Linked DNA regions of Mus musculus: all the other regions are linked to region 1. A link is a loop called in an ENCODE intact Hi-C map of the cell type or tissue named here. Cell type or tissue: left cerebral cortex. All regions are shown on one strand.

The links. Peaks named below come from ENCODE experiments on the same cell type or tissue, not always from the same donor. Only the 100,000 strongest peaks of a DNase experiment are listed, where the experiment ranks them.
Region 2: it touches region 1 in a loop (7-fold over the local background); 8 of 42 quality-filtered maps call a loop at or near these places.
Region 3: a loop joins it to region 1, with 7 times the contacts of the local background. A loop is called at or near these places in 4 of 42 quality-filtered maps.

Annotation. Positions count from the first base shown.
Region 1 is chr11:6,116,040-6,121,039 of GRCm38, reverse strand. All of the region lies in intron 4 of Nudcd3 (NudC domain containing 3), which reads left to right. Among named protein-coding and RNA genes, the nearest start is that of Gm46269, 30 kb to the right of the region's middle. In left cerebral cortex, no CTCF peak of the experiment used is centred here; DNase peaks (open chromatin) are centred at 269, 1,002, 1,615 and 2,902; H3K27ac peaks cover 2,163 bases.
Region 2 is chr11:6,061,724-6,066,723 of GRCm38, reverse strand. Camk2b (calcium/calmodulin-dependent protein kinase II, beta) reads left to right here and starts at 976. Exons shown (of 21, transcript NM_007595.5): 1 at 976-1,250. The coding sequence starts at 1,186. In left cerebral cortex, no CTCF peak of the experiment used is centred here; DNase peaks (open chromatin) are centred at 1,715, 2,320, 3,135, 4,124 and 3 more places; H3K4me3 peaks cover 3,950 bases; H3K27ac peaks cover 2,936 bases.
Region 3 is chr11:5,997,285-6,002,284 of GRCm38, reverse strand. Camk2b (calcium/calmodulin-dependent protein kinase II, beta) reads left to right here. Exons shown (of 21, transcript NM_007595.5): 4 at 893-947; 5 at 4,337-4,402. Among named protein-coding and RNA genes, the nearest start is that of Ykt6, 44 kb to the right of the region's middle. In left cerebral cortex, no CTCF peak of the experiment used is centred here; DNase peaks (open chromatin) are centred at 940, 1,623 and 2,248; H3K27ac peaks cover 2,909 bases.

The DNA of each region.
Region 1 (5,000 bases):
TCTGACCTTCTCACCTCCAAGCAGGGGAGTGTAGACATGCCACTCGCTTCTCAGCCCTTCCACGTGTCCTGCTGCTTCTCCCTTTTGTGGTAGATCCCACACCAGACAGTCAGGGCAGGCAGGGGTGGCAGCTAAAACCGTGTGACAGTTCTTGCCTCCCTCCCTCCCACACTTGAGAATGTTAAATGAGACTTCTTGACTCAGGCAAGCTCCTTGCCTGGTTACAGAGATGTAAAATCAGCCGTGGCAACGGCACCAGCTACTTTTCCTGACTCTCCGTTCGGTTCCAGAAGCGAGGCACTGAGCTTGTGCATTGGCCTCGTTTTTTCCTCCCTGTGGAGAGCTGGCAAGCTGACTGCCCTCTGCATTGCGTGGGTAGCTGTAGGCAGGCGGCATGCTCTGCTTCAGGGACTATTGGACATGGCTGTGTTGCAAAGGTAGTTGGATCTGCCTGAGCAGTGAATGCCATTCCACGCATCTTCATGTACTGACATCTCACACACAAACTACTTAGCATTGTTCAGATAGCACTAGAATATTTTCTGAAGAAACAGATGTTGGAATTCCGGCTTTAAAGCTTACTTCACTGTATTTATTTATGTGGTTTTGTTTTTTCTTTTTTTTCTTTTTAGCCCTGTGAGTATTTTTATATAAGCTGTACCTCCCTGACTGTATTGAGATGATTTCCTGAAGTTATTTCTCAAAAAGTGGAACCCCAGGATAATTGCTCTGTGGCTGTCCCCGAAGGGCGCATCATTTCTAAGTGGCACTAGTGCTGCGTCAGCAGCGACACCCCTTGTCTCCCAGGACTACTTAATGTTCCTTGCCAGTTTGTCTGGGCATCTCCAGTTTTCTTTTAAGGATGAAAGGGTCCGTTGTTGGCCTTCTCTGAGTTGCAAGCCACTTTTCCTGATGTGACAACATTTCCTGGCCTATGAAGATGTCCTTGCAGGTCACTTACTGATCATGTTCATTAATCCAGAATGGAAACTACAAATTAAATTATTTTAGCATTTTGGCAAGCGCCCCAAACCTTGGTTTTATACATACTGGAATGTGAGCCCTTATACCTGTAGTGTAATGCTATCTCCAGGCTGAGGCTTGGAGATCACGCAGAAGGCAGTGACCTAAGACTGCTTGTTCCAAATGAAAGCAGGACTATGCTGAACAGTGGATGGGCCCTCAGCACCTCCTCCTGTATAGTAGGAAGAAAGTGGCACATAGCTTTGTATCATTGTGTTGTCCCCACTCTGCAAGTATAGCTGTATTCTGCCTCCCTGGGTGAGATCCATGGCTGTATCCTGTCTGACCTATGCAGCGTCTTAGTTTTTGTTTTAATTTCTTAAGCTCAGAAAGGCAGTTGATGACATTGAAAATCAGGAGACTGCTTATATCGAGCTGGCTTGCAGCATACCCATAGGAGTCAGGCTGCCCACATCTCTCCACAGTGGGTGTCGAGCTGAGCAGGTGCCCCCGCCATGCTGTCATCTCACCCCATTATCTGCCCTTGTTCCAAGGTGCCTTCCTGGAAGGAACGTCCCACAACATTCCCGTTGGCCCAAACTCAATCCCACGGGCAGCTGCGAGGAGTAAAGCCATCCTCACTGGGCACAGTGCTTCCCTGAATAGAAATGAGGTTCCGTTACTAAGGAAGGAAAGGGATAGAAATGCTGGTGAGTCATCGGCACAGATCGGGGGATGCTGAGGTAAGTTTATTCACACCGAGGGTGAAGTTTTTCTGCGAGGACATTTTGGGAGCACTGTTCAGTCAGTGACAATCTGGGGTCCCTCTGGGAAATTATTGTGTTCTGGGACCAGGCAGGTAAAGGAGGACCTGGAAAATGAGAGTGCATCCAGGAAATGGTGAGGTCACAGTGACCTTGGAAAGGGCCACCTCATTTTGCCCCAACGGTTCAGAGTGACTTTCTAAGCCACTGAGAAAGGTGGTGGCCAGGAGGCAGCAAGCAGTTTCCTTGAACAGAAGGTGCTGTCTTTAGCAGTGCCCATGCCCTGTCAGTAAGGAGAGGTCAGTGGGAGATGGGACCTCACAGGGTCCTAAGAGCTTGATGCTTATGTGTTAATGTGACAGTGTGGGAAGGCCTGGAATGAGAGGGAATGTTCTTGCAAGATACCTGCAGGTGGGCCACATACACACCTGGGTTCCTCAGGAGACACTAGACAGGGTCCTTAGCGAAGTAGAGAGGACCAGGGAAGCAGGCCAGGCTGCTACTTGAGAAGACTTACTTAGTCTTAGAAAGTAAGTCAGGGTACAGGGCCAACACAGTGGTCCTTACTCTTAAATGATTCAGAAAAAAGCATTATTTATTATGTTTTATGCAAACACATACAGAGTAGGACAGTTGCTAAATGCCTGTGTGGCTCTCTGTACTTTCAGCAATGTGTAAATTTGAAGTTTTTTGCAAATAAGAAATGAGTAGTGTTACAAACATACAAGGAAACTCAGCATCACTAGGGAAATAAAGTCAAAATTACAGTGAGATGCCTTGTATACCTGTGAGAGTGGCTGCCAAGAAGCCCATAGTGCTCAATTTGGAGGAGCTGTGGGACCCTGAACGCCTCACTGCTACTATGAGTGCCAGGTGGTGGACATAGCCAGTGTGCCCACATTGCAGCCCTAATGACCTGCTCTGTGCTCCCAAGAGGAGGAAACGCACACATCTTTACAACAGCTTCCTACCCAACCACCAAACCCTAGGAACACCTACACGGCCATGGACAGATAGTGATCACCTACATCATGGGATAGTCTTGCCAAGCATCATAGCCCACAGGATCCAGAAAGGAAGCGTGTATACAAGCCCACAAGCTGTGGTGTTCAGGGGAAGACATCCTGGACCTGGACAAGCTGGATGGCAAGATGAGCAATGCAAAATGAAGTGGAGGGAAGGCCTGGGTGTGGGTGGGTTGTAGTGGAGGCTGGAGGAGACTAAATTGCAACAGGGTGAGTTTTACTGTGTGCAAACTACACCTCCTCAAGTCTGACTTGTTACAAAGTAACAAAATGTTAAAACAAAAACAGCTAATTTAAGCAAACCATGGGACTACTTTTGCCAGGGTGTGGTCTTTAGCCAGGAACCCTTGAAATCTCTTCCATGAGCATTTTTCCTCTGTTCTCACACAACTCAGATTCTGTCTTCAGTATCAAGAATACCCTACCCTACCCTCGGAGACCTGAGTGTATTCTAACCACTTTAAGTAGTTTATTTGGAAGATTAAGTGCCCAAAGTGTCTTACCTGAGTTCCCTAGGGGTATTACTCCAAGGAAGTCAGTGATGCTCAGAAGAACGTGTCAGCTAAGACTTCTGGGACATGAAGGTATTTAAAAAGTCAAGGCTAGGTCCTGGCTGTGAGGGTAAGGAGCCAGACAGCACAGCACATGAAATGCTTCAAGGAAGCTTTGTGGCAAACAAAGGAGGCCAGGCCAAGGTAGGGGAAGATACTCATGAGCCGTCACTAACACTGCAGCCTCACTTAACCCTTGACTGCCCACTCAGAATAGTCACAGAAGCTTTGGAAATGACAGAACCTTTGGTATGGTCTCCTGCCCCAGATTCAAGAGCATCCTGAACCTTAGGGCAGAGGTCACTGAGAAAAATACTGAACCATGTATACTTGTGTATAGCCAGGCAAAAGAATAACAAGCTACGGCACCCTCGAAAATGGCTATGACAAAAACAAAACAACAACAACAAAACTAAATATCCATGAGGGAGTAGAGGGCTGGATCCTTTCCTTGTGCAGTACCAGGATGTGGAAGGAGTCCAGCTCCAGTGGGAAACGATTTGGTGCTTTCTTGAGACCTAAAGTACCATGTGAGCCAGCAATTCCATTCCTAGGTAAATACCAAAGGAAGGGAAAACAGAAACCCTTGCACATAGCAGCATTATTCACATAGCCAAAAGGGGGAGAATGGATAACAGGCTGTGGTTAATTCATCCAGTGGAATGCTCCTCAGCATGGAGAGGAATGAAGTTCTGATATGTGCCACAACACTGATGACCTTCAAAAACCTTATAATAAGTGAAAGGAGCCAACACAGAGCAATGTAAGGTTTCACTTGTGTGAAATCCAATGAGACAAAAGCATCAGTAATTGTGCCGGAGGTGTCAGGGAAGATATTTAGGAGATTTTATTATGGTAAGATGAAGAGTAATTACATCTGGCTATAGGGCTTCTTTTTGGAGTGATGTTTCAGGATACATATGTGGTTAGTTGCATACCATCATGGGTGTACCAATTGCCATTGAACTGTTGACTTTTGAAAAAAAAAGTGTTATGTAATTTCACAATAAAAAATTGTTTTAAAAATAAGGTGGCTGACATCTTTTACCAGCATAAACGAGTGATGCATTTTGGTGTTACTTGGTGATATGATATGGCTGAACCCATGCTGTCTGTACAACAGCCCTCAACTGCTCCAGTTAGGTAGTTGACATGCATACCTGACTGAGGAATGTGTGTGTTTTAGTTATAGATACTTTAAAAGCTGGTTGTTGTGGTGGTGCATGCCTTTAATCCTAGTTCTCAGGGACAGGATAATCATGGAATTATGAATTCAATGCCAGCCTTAAGCAGGTCTCAAAAGGGGATGTGGGGTGGGGTGGGGACTGAAGGGCTTGGGAGATGGTGTAGTGGGCGAGAACACTTGCTTTGTAAGCATGATGACCACACTTGTGCTGTAGGGGTGGGTGGGTGGGTGGGTGGGTTGGTTGGTTGGTTGGTTGGTTGGTTTTAACAAACAATAGCCAAAACCAGGTGTGGTTGCTTATGTCTTAAATGTGGAGTGGGGCCAGATCCCAGGAGCTCACTGGCCAGCTAGGGTCACTTTATAGGGTGGTGAGCAATAGAGGAGAATACCCAATGTCCTCCTCTGTTCTCCTTATACACAGGGGTGCACACACTTGTACTTGTGCATGCACCACAGGCACATACAAAGAGCCTGGAGTGTAGTGCAGTAGTGTATTGCTTCTCTGGTATGC
Region 2 (5,000 bases), 54 kb after region 1:
AGTCAAATCGGGGATGCTGGTTGGGGGTGAGGAGGGGGCCTTGTGGAAATCCACCTGTGCCCCTGGGGGCCTGGCTCCAAACACCAAGAGTCAAATCGGGGATGCTGGTTGGGGGTGAGGAGGGGGCCTTGTGGAAATCCACCTGTGCCCTCCTTCTTCAGGGCCACTTTCAAGAGACTGGAAAGAATGGAGGCTCCTTTTCCTGGCCAGGGCAGAGGGAAAGGGCTGCCCAGGCTATCTGGGCAGGATGGCTGTGAGCTCTCAGAAGTCACAGGAGTCCCTGAAAGAGCTGAGCAGCCCACGTTTTGCTGCCTCAATCTGCACTCCGAATGTTCACCACAGGCAGAAGACATCCTAGTTGCCAGTCCTAGGAGAAGCAGGGAGAGACTCGGGACCACCTCCCTATCCATTTTCTCTCATCCCATTCAGCCTAGGAGACTCGTGGGCAGCTCTGCCACGAATAGGAAGGTGGGAAGGGTCTTATGAGGGGTATGGGGAATGGAGGAGCCCAGTGGAGGGCGACTCCCAAATGGGGTGCAGTTCCCTCCTGCAGTCTAGGGGAGGTGGGCCTTTAGGGGATAAGAGTCTGGGTTCACTGTTCAACTGCGGCAGCAGAAGAGTCAGCCCATTGGCTTGTCCGTGCAGGGCGCGGGCCTAGAGGGTCAGACGCAGTGCGTGGGCACCGTGTGGTGCAGCCCATGTGCTGGGATAGGGCGCGAGCACGGGTGGGATTGCATGGTGCGGGCGCAGTGCGGGTGCCGGCGCGGGCGCGACGGGCATGCGAGGGGAGCCGCGGTGCGGGTGCAGGGTGCGGGCGCAGTGCGCGTGCAGGCGCGGGCGCTAGTGCAGGTACAAGGCGCGGGTGCGGTGAGTGTGCGGGTGCAGGCGTGTGTACGGTGCGAGTGAGGCGCGTGCAAGGGGCGGCGGGCGGGGCGGGCGCGGCGGCGACAGCGGCGCCCGCGCCTCTGCGCGCGTAGGTGTGCGGCGCGCTCCTGGCGGGGACAGAGCGAGCAGATCTCGCGTGCGCTCGCCGCCCGGCGCAGCCCAGCCCGGCCCCCGCCCGGCGCCGCGAGCCGAGGTGTCTCCCGCGCCCGCGCCCGTGTCGCCGCCGTGCCCGCGAGCGGGAGCCGGAGTCGCCGCCGCCCGAGCGCAGCCGAGCGCACGCCGAGCCCGATCGCCACCGCCATGGCCACCACGGTGACCTGCACCCGTTTCACCGACGAGTACCAGCTATACGAGGATATTGGCAAGTAAGAGCCTCGGCGCGCGCGGGCTGTCCGCAGACCCCGGGGAGCAGGGACCCCATCGCCGCCCGCCTCGCGCGCACTGCGGCCCCGCGCGCCCCCGGCTCCTTCCAGCTGCGGGCCCAAGCGCACAGCCCCGTGCAGCCCCGACCCCCGTGCCTTGGGTTCTGGGCCCCGCTCCTCCACCGCAGTGCTTACGGCCCTGCCGGGTGCCATAGCTTAGCGGGGACCGGGACTCAGGGACATGGACGCGGCGCGGCGGGGGCGGCAGCAGGTGTCCCCCGAGCGCCGGGCAGACGTGACGCATTTGGCGGCGGGGAGGTCAGAGAGGAGCGGCACCCGGGGGCGGCTGCCAGGCCTAGAGTGCCCGAGGGGTCGGTCATGGCCTCAGGGGGTCGTCTCCGGTGTGGGCACGCTGTCCTCACCCCCACCCGAGAGGCGGGCGGCAGCGGTAGCGGACCCGCTCCGCGCCTGCTCCTCGCGTGGCCCCATCTGCTTTGGGGGAGCAGCGTGGGAGCAGCTTCTGCCTTGGGTCCCTTGGGGAATCTGGGTTCTAGAGGATTTTCCCCCCAGATTCTTCTGGAAACAAGAACTTGGAGGGGGTGGACGAGGTCAGAGAGCCAGGATCAGGCCGTGGAGTGGGGGTGGGGGTGAGAGAGTGAGGAGAGAGAGACAGGGAACCAGTTGGGCCTCTGATTTCAGGGTCATCGAGGCAGAGAGAGGCTGGCTTCTGGACCTTTTTTTTTTTTTTCCTCCTGTGGTGGGAGGGCTGAGGGGAGGGACTCTAAAGGCGTATTTCTAGTAGGGCCTCGTGGGGAACAGGTGCCCTGGCGCCAAGACGCTGCTCCGCAGTACAAGCAATATGGGGGTGAAGCTATGATTGTGAACGTCCAGACCTGGCTTTGTCCTAGGGTCTCAGAAACAGCGAAGCCCCTCAGGGGCCTGGGGCTTCCCTCTGTGATTTAAGGTGACTGCAGGGGCATCCTTAGGTGCTGGCTGCTTAACTCCAGAGCTGGATCTTCCTTCCCACTCCCTCTCCCCTCCCCCATCCGTCTTGTGCCGTGGGGGCGCTGGCGAGATTTCCTCTTACACATCCAGCCGCAAATCCTTTTTTTCCCTTTACTGAAAAAGCGTCTGAAAGCTTGTGGTGGGCGAGGGACGCTGATCACTGATAATTGTGGAGTGCCCCGCTGGAGGAGTGTGGGGGTGTGTGCATTCCCCACTCCTTCCTGCACGTGCCAACAGGATTTGGGTCAGGTCTTGGGGGGCGGGGGTGAGGAGCCAAGTGGAGTGACAGGAGGAAGTCTATACTGGATGGGAAGGAACAAGGCTGGGTGGACCCGGACAGCCATCCCAGCCTGGAGAGCTCAGCGCCCTTTCAGCGCTGTGCCTCACGCTTGCAGGCGTTGAAGAACCTTCCAGTAGCCTGTGGGGGCATGCTCTGTGAGGAAGAGGTGGTGGGCTGGGGAGTCCTCAGGTGGAGCTAAGGCAGCCTCGGGGTTATGGGGGCCAGCCCTGCAGCTCACAGATCCTCTGATGCCTCGAAGAGCTCTTCCGAGCCAGGTTCATCCCCCCACAGCTGTGTGCTGCCAGGGCAGGTGGCAGCAGTGGGAAGCCTCTCCTTCCTAGGGAACCTTCTTGTCACCTTCTCCTGTATGCCCAGGGGCTTGTCTCCCACCCTAGGCCTCTTGGTATCTTCTGAGCAGTCCACATGAGGAGCCCGTAACCTACAGACCACCTAGGTGGGCTAGTTTTCCCCGTTGGTGGGCGCTGTCCTGGGCCGAGCAGCAACATAAGGTGGCCAGCAGCACCCCCGCTGGGGAACGGCCGCTGGAGGGTGACATTTGCGGTAGACACCAGTGAGGGCTGTCACTACCAGCTCCTTCCTAGGCACAAAAGAATGGCCACTCACCCAAGTGTGGGGAGGCTCCTCAGGTGCTGGGGTGGAGGAGACACTCCAGTCAGGGACAGTCAGCTCAGCCCAGCATATCTTGGTGGAGCCTGCTAGGTGCCAGTCCCCAGGAATGGGCAAGGAAGGATGAAGGGGATGGGACCCTCAAGATACACTGTGGGAACTCAGCTCCCCCAGTAGCCATGTTGGCCATGATCACTAGTGGTTGCTGGTGCCTGCCTACAGCACAGTTGGTACTACTTCAGGGCCCCAGGTAGACACATCCAAGTTTATTTAAAGCTGTCGCCCCTGGCACCGGGTCAGGAGATGCTGAAGTCCCCTGCTTGGCCGGAGGGCTGCACCCAGGCCCACAGCTGCTCTTGGTTCTCTAGTGGCAGCTTTGGACTTTCCCCTCAGGCCCGGGCAGCAGATGGGGTGTCTGAGGAGAATGGCTCTCGGGGGTCCAGCCCTCGAGGCACCTCAATGTGTGTCTTTCTTTGTAGCTAGTTCTTGCCTCGTGGTTCATGTGCTGGGTTGCGGACACGCTGTGAACTCAGGGCCCCAGGAGAAAGCACAGTGCAAAGTGGGGGACACCATCAGTCTATGTGGACCAGCCTTGGTGTGGTTTAAATGATCTCCTATTGGATGCGTTTGAAAACCTCAGAGACCCCAGGAGCGATAACCAGTGGTGTCTCTTCTACCCAGAACTAAAACGGAGTCATCGTTTTACCTCAGTCCTGTCTCAAAATTATAGCAAGTAATTACTACAAATAAATACTAAAGAGCCCATTTTCTTCTGTCTCTTTGTCGCACTTGCACAGACACAAAGATCCCTATCAACACTAGGATTCTTCCCCATTTTCTTGTAACTTTGTAAGATTCCAGAACTGTGCTCTTGGTCAGGATAGTCTTGCAGACACACAAGGTGCTGACAGGCAGCGGCCCTGACTGCCACATGGTGATCGTGGCACGAGCACCACGTATCTATCACCCACCCTGTTCCTTACGGAGAGCTAGGCTGCCTCCTAGTCTCTCTGGTCACATGACCAATGCTGTGCGCATGTTGACTGGCACACGAGTGAGATTTGCTTTGGTGTTTGTCACTGGTGGTAGGGTTTACACATGGCAACGCTTGCCCACTTCCACTGGCTGTGAGCCCAATGCACTGGCCCTGCCTTTGGCAGGTACGAAATGATAGTGGGTGCAAAATGATTGAAAGTTCTGCGTTAACGCATGTGAATTTTCCACTTTTAGAGAGTGGTTGTCTTAATAAAATATAGGTGGTCTCCTTAGAGACTTCCGTAAGTTTTGTATATAATTTAGGGTTCATGGACACTCCTACTTTGGGGGAGAGAGCATGGGCGCCTTGGCTTTGGTATTCTTATAGTAGTGCCTAAGGTTACTCACTACCTGACCAAGCTTGGGCTGTGGAGATCACCTTTGACCTTCAGCCCAGAGAGTTCCCGCCATTCTGGGCCCTGCCCCCATGGGCCTAGACCTGACCTTAAGTGTCCTTGGCGCCATCTCCCATCCCCAGCCACCATCCAGAGCAGGTGCTGCCCACTGTCCAGGATCGTTGTCATCAGCTGTTGGTTCTTCTGACTGGGTGACCTGCTGGGTAGTTGATAAACTTGGGACCTTCCTTGTCCTGGGACTGGGTACAGGAGAAATCTTGTTCTTGCTGCATGTTTGCTTTCTCTTTCCTGCCCTGGAGAACCCCAGGCACAATCTGCCTCCTGGCCTTTGCTAGGGCTACCCTCCCCCTCCCACCAATTTGCTTGCCCCACCCCCCACCCCCTTTCACCTACTCTGTTCAGCATTGTCTTGCTCTCCCTGGGACTGGACCACTCACATGAAAGCAGGAG
Region 3 (5,000 bases), 120 kb after region 1:
AGCACACTCGCTGGAGCCAGACCCCTGCTCCCACAGACTCACTGTAGGCTGTGTGCCCTCTGCTGCTTGGCAACCTCTCTGTGCCGATCCCTTTTCTGCAGCCTGCAGGGGTGGTTGGTGAGCAAGGTGCTCAGAACAGCCCTGGCATGCATTGCTGTTCTAGCAAAGGGCAGGATCTGCAGGTGGGAGAGCAGGGCCCAGAGTGACTCATTCCTAGAAAATCTTTACTGCTTGGTGCAGAGTGCAGCCCCAAGCCGAGACCTGGCAGCTCCCTCCCACCATCGCCATCATTCCTCAGAGCCCATCAGCCCCAGCCCAGGCCAGACAGGACTGAATACAAGTTCAGCAACTGGTGTGGTAATAGGGCCAGAGAGAGGGAAACTGTCTGAGCCTCTGAAATATACCTCACCTGGTAATCTTTCTCAGTGGAGGCCCTGTCCTGCTGAGGACAGGAAAATCGGTTTGTTTCTTGCAGAAACCTCTCCCTTGAAGACATGGCTCCTGTTAGGGCTCAGCAGTGAGCCTTTGCTGTGTTTCCCGATGGTAGGGGAAATAGGAGAACAGAAAGGGGCCAGTGGAAGGGCAAGGTGCTGCCTAGACCTCCATGGTGCTCCCTCAGGGCTCCATGGTGCTCCCTCAGGGCTCTATGGTGCTCCCTCAGGGCTCCGTGATGCTCCCTCAGGCTCAGCATGCAGCACCTCAAGTCAGCTCATATCTTCCCCCAGACCCAGGCAGCCATCTTGTCTTGGGGGAGACCCTGTGGGCCACAGAGACAAGTTCCCTGCCCCAGGCGTGCAGCACGGGTGCTGGGTGGGCCCTGACAGGGTGGCGGTGGGCAGTAGGGAATATCCTGGGCTACCTCCTGCTCCTCACGACTTCTCTGTCCCTGCAGTACGCCTCCATGACAGCATCTCTGAAGAGGGCTTCCACTACCTGGTCTTCGATCTGTAAGTGCCAAATCCAAGGACCCTCACCTTTCTTTCACTCCCAGCATGGGGCCCACAGCCTCTTCAGATTCAGGAGCAGGCCTGTCCCCACATCAGGACACTCCGAGTGCACCTCTGCAGGGGTCACCTCATTCCCAGCCACACGCAGCCTAGCCAGCGCTGATATGGCTGTGCATGGGTTTTTACCCAGTCTGAGTGTGACATGCTGAGGACGCCAACTCTGCAGAAAACCTGTCGGTTGGGACAGTGGAGGGAAGACCAGGGAGAGCAGCCATTCACTTCCCTCCATTCTGAGGCCTGCCATGCTGGGTTGGGGGCGCAGCTAGCTGATGTGAGCATGCGTGTTTGTAAGTGAGGGTGGAAGGATGCATGTGCATGCATATGTGTAGAGCTTAGAGCAAGCACAGAGATGCTTTGTGTAAAGTCCATGAGTGTACATGCATGTCTGTTTTCGAAGTGTGATTGGGTATGTTTTGGAGATACAGGCCTCTGTGTGTGTGTGTGTGTGTGTGTGTGTGTGTGTGTGTGTGTGTGTGCTTGCATGAGTGTGTGTGTGTGCTTGCATGAGTGTGTGTGTGTGCAGTAGCTGAGTGAGAAGGCGTTCGGGGCCAACTCCGCCTCTCACTTCCTGCCGGATTTAGAAGCGATGATCTCATCTCCCTTTACTCTTGGCAGCCCCTGCTAAGCAGCACTATATTTAGCTGTCTGTGAATCAGGGCTGCTGCAGGACCCTGGGCTGGGTGGGGGCCCAGGGGCTTTGGCTTGTCCTGGTGGCCTCCAGACTGCACAGCCAGGGAAACCTGGCTCTGGTACCGTTACCATGGTTACCCCATGCCCTCTGGCTGCCCTTGAGCAACAGGCTGAATGGGAACAGGAGGAGCCTTCCTAGGGCCACCTCTTAGCCCTTCCTCCCTCAAACAGCCTGACAGATGTCTGGGCCGTTGGGCATGCAGGCCTTAGCATCCTCTGCCTTGTAGCATCTTCCGGTGAAGAGCTAGGCTGCCCCTGCATGGGGTTTGTTTACTTCTCAGCTACCCCTGTGTGAGCCACAAGACCCTGCCTAGAGTGATCTGCTAGATAACAGGCTGCAGTCTGATTGAATCTGGGCTGAGACACCAGTCCTGTGGCTTGAGGTGGGGTGGGCTCTCTTTCCCCCTGTGTGCCCCAAAATCACCTTTACCACCCTTCTTCTCAAGAAACAGAGGTCTGTGGGCTGAGGGTGGTCATGATGACCAGTGGATGGCTGCACTTGTTTCAGGAGCCAAGAAGGAAAGAGAGGGTGGGGGAGGGAGGGATGTGTATATGTGACACATTTATCTCTCAGACCTCTCAGCACATGCCAGGCAGACAGCTGCAGGGAGAGACTGAGGAGGTGGGTCTGGACAGAAGGTCTAAATATCCTCCCCCCATACCTCCAGAGCCTCCAGGGTTGCAGGTTCTGAGGTGGTTTGGTAGCCCCCCAGTAGGCCTCAAGGCCTTGTCAGCTGAGAGCCCTGCAGGTTTGGGGAGGTGGCCGATACACACCATGGAAGTTACAGAGCAGAGCTTGCAACAGTGACCGCGCATGGCATCCAGCTCAGTAGAGGCCCAGCTTCCTGTCCCGTGACTCTGGACCAAGAGATGACCCTGGTGCCCACACACCAAAGCATCAGTGCCTGAACACATGCAGTAACTCAGGGAGCCTTGCCCTGGCACAGATCTGGCAAACCAAGGCTATCCTTTGAACTACAGTTTTGCACCAAGATACATTGGCCTTACACCATTTTTTCTGCCCAGACTTGAGTTTTCAAAGCCTGGTTCAAGAATTTTGTGTCAAGACTCAAACTGTCGATCACACAGCACTGGGGATAACAGCCCCTTACATGGGCTACTGCTGGACAGACTCTCCTGGTCCACATATGTGCAAACCACACATTTACAGTGTTGCTTTGCCATGGGCATTTGATGTATGGACAGAGACAAAGGGCAGGAGGGTGTGTGGGCAGAGTACACTACCTATGTTGTCTATGGTTTCATGGGGACAGGAATTCAAGTCTTTCAAGCCCTCAGCCCACCATGGAGGCCAGATACAGGCACTAAATCCACTCTGTGATGGCCCAGATCTGGCTCAAGAGAGCAGAGCATTGAATAGGGGGAGCCAGATAGTCTCAGACCTAGGATTAAGGTTCACAAAGCTGGGTGTAACCCTGGGAAGCCCTGGCTCTGCAAACTCATGTGCTTACGTGTGAAGCCCACTTAGGTGTAAAGAAACTCAGTTTTCTCGGGAAACAGGTGTGAAGAAGGAAGCATTCCATGATGGTGAACGAGTATGCCTTTGATAAGTTGTCACTATTGGGGTGTGTGTGTAAGGATGGAGATGATGGTAATGATGGTATGGTGATGGAATGGTGATGGTAGTCATGGTGGTGAGATGGTAGCAGCGATGACAATGGTGAAGGTAACAGTAGCATTGGTGGCAGTAGCAATGATGAGGTGTTAGTGATGATGGCAGCTATGGTGATGGTCATGGTGATATAATGAAGATGGCATGAGAACAGTGATGGAGGAAGTGGTGACGGTGATGGTGATGACTGTGGTGACCATGGTGACAGTGATGGTGATGACTGTGGTGGTCATGGTGACAGTGATGGTGGTGGCTATGGTGGCCATGGTGACAGTGATGGCGATGACTGTGGTGGTCATGATGATGGTGGTGACTGTGGTGGTCATGGTGGTGGTGATGGTGATGACTGTGGTAGTCATGGTGACAGTGATGGTGGTGGCTATGGTGGTCATGGTGACAGTGATGGCAATGACTGTGGTGGTCATGGTGGCAGTGGTGGTAATTAATGACTGTGGTGGTCATGGTGGCAGTGGTGGCAATGACTGTGGTGGTCATGATGGCAGTGGTGGTGATTACTGTGGTGGTCATGGTGGTGGTACTGGTGATGACTGTGGTGGCCATGGTGATGGTGGTGACTGTGGTGGCCATGGTGATGGTGATAAATGTGGTGGTGGTGATGGTGATGACTGTGGTGGTCATGGTGATGGTGATGGCAATGACTGTGGTGGCCATGGTGGTGATGATAGTAGTGGCTGTGGTGGTCATGGTGACAGTGATGACCATGACTGTGGTGGTCATGGTGGCAGTGATGGCGATGACTGTGGTGATCATGGTGATGGTGGTGACTGTGGTGGCCATGGTGGTGGTGATGGCAATGATTGTGATGGTCATGGTGATGGTGGTGACTGTGGTGGTCATGGTGATGGCTGTGGTGGTTATGGTGGCAGTGGTGGTGTGACAGTGTTCACAGTGGTGGCGGTGGTGATGATAGATAATGGTGGTGACAGTGATGGGGTATCAGGTGATGAGGATCTTCAGGATTGGTGACCATGTGCTTTCCTTGTAGGGTCACTGGTGGGGAGCTCTTTGAAGACATCGTGGCAAGAGAGTACTACAGTGAAGCTGATGCCAGGTGGGTGCAGAGCTTCATGCCATGCTTCCCTTTCCTAACCTTTGGCTCTTTCCTCATTAGTGCCACACCTGTCCCTTCTGTAACCCACGTTTGTCTTGTGTGTCACTGTCATTTCCATAGCCCCCTCAGAGGTCAGCTGAGTAAGAGGGTCAACACAGAAGTGTGGGCTGTGTAGGGAGCTGCCCGGCCTGCACATAGAGAGGCTGCCTTCTTGGAATGGTAAAGGGGAGGTGCCCTGGGCGCCATCCTGCTTTTCTCTTGGACATCCCATCCACAGTCCATTAGCTTCCCACTGATAAGCACGCAATGTGACGTGCTAAGAAAGACAGGCCAGGAACCAATCCCCATGCACAGTGACCTCCCGGAGCCACCGTGGGCCCGCCCAGCCCAAGCACACTGTACTGGTGCCTCTGCTAGAAAAGCCACCGCTGCTTCTCCTCGAAAAGCTCCTGAACGCGTGTCCACCTCGCTCCAGGGCAATGGGAAGAGGCCAGGGACACATGAAACCTTAGTTCAGGGCCAAGGGGCCATTTGTCCTCCCAGCCAGGATGCCAGTCAGAGGACTGAGCCCTGGGTCCATGTGCGGGTCTGGTGTGCG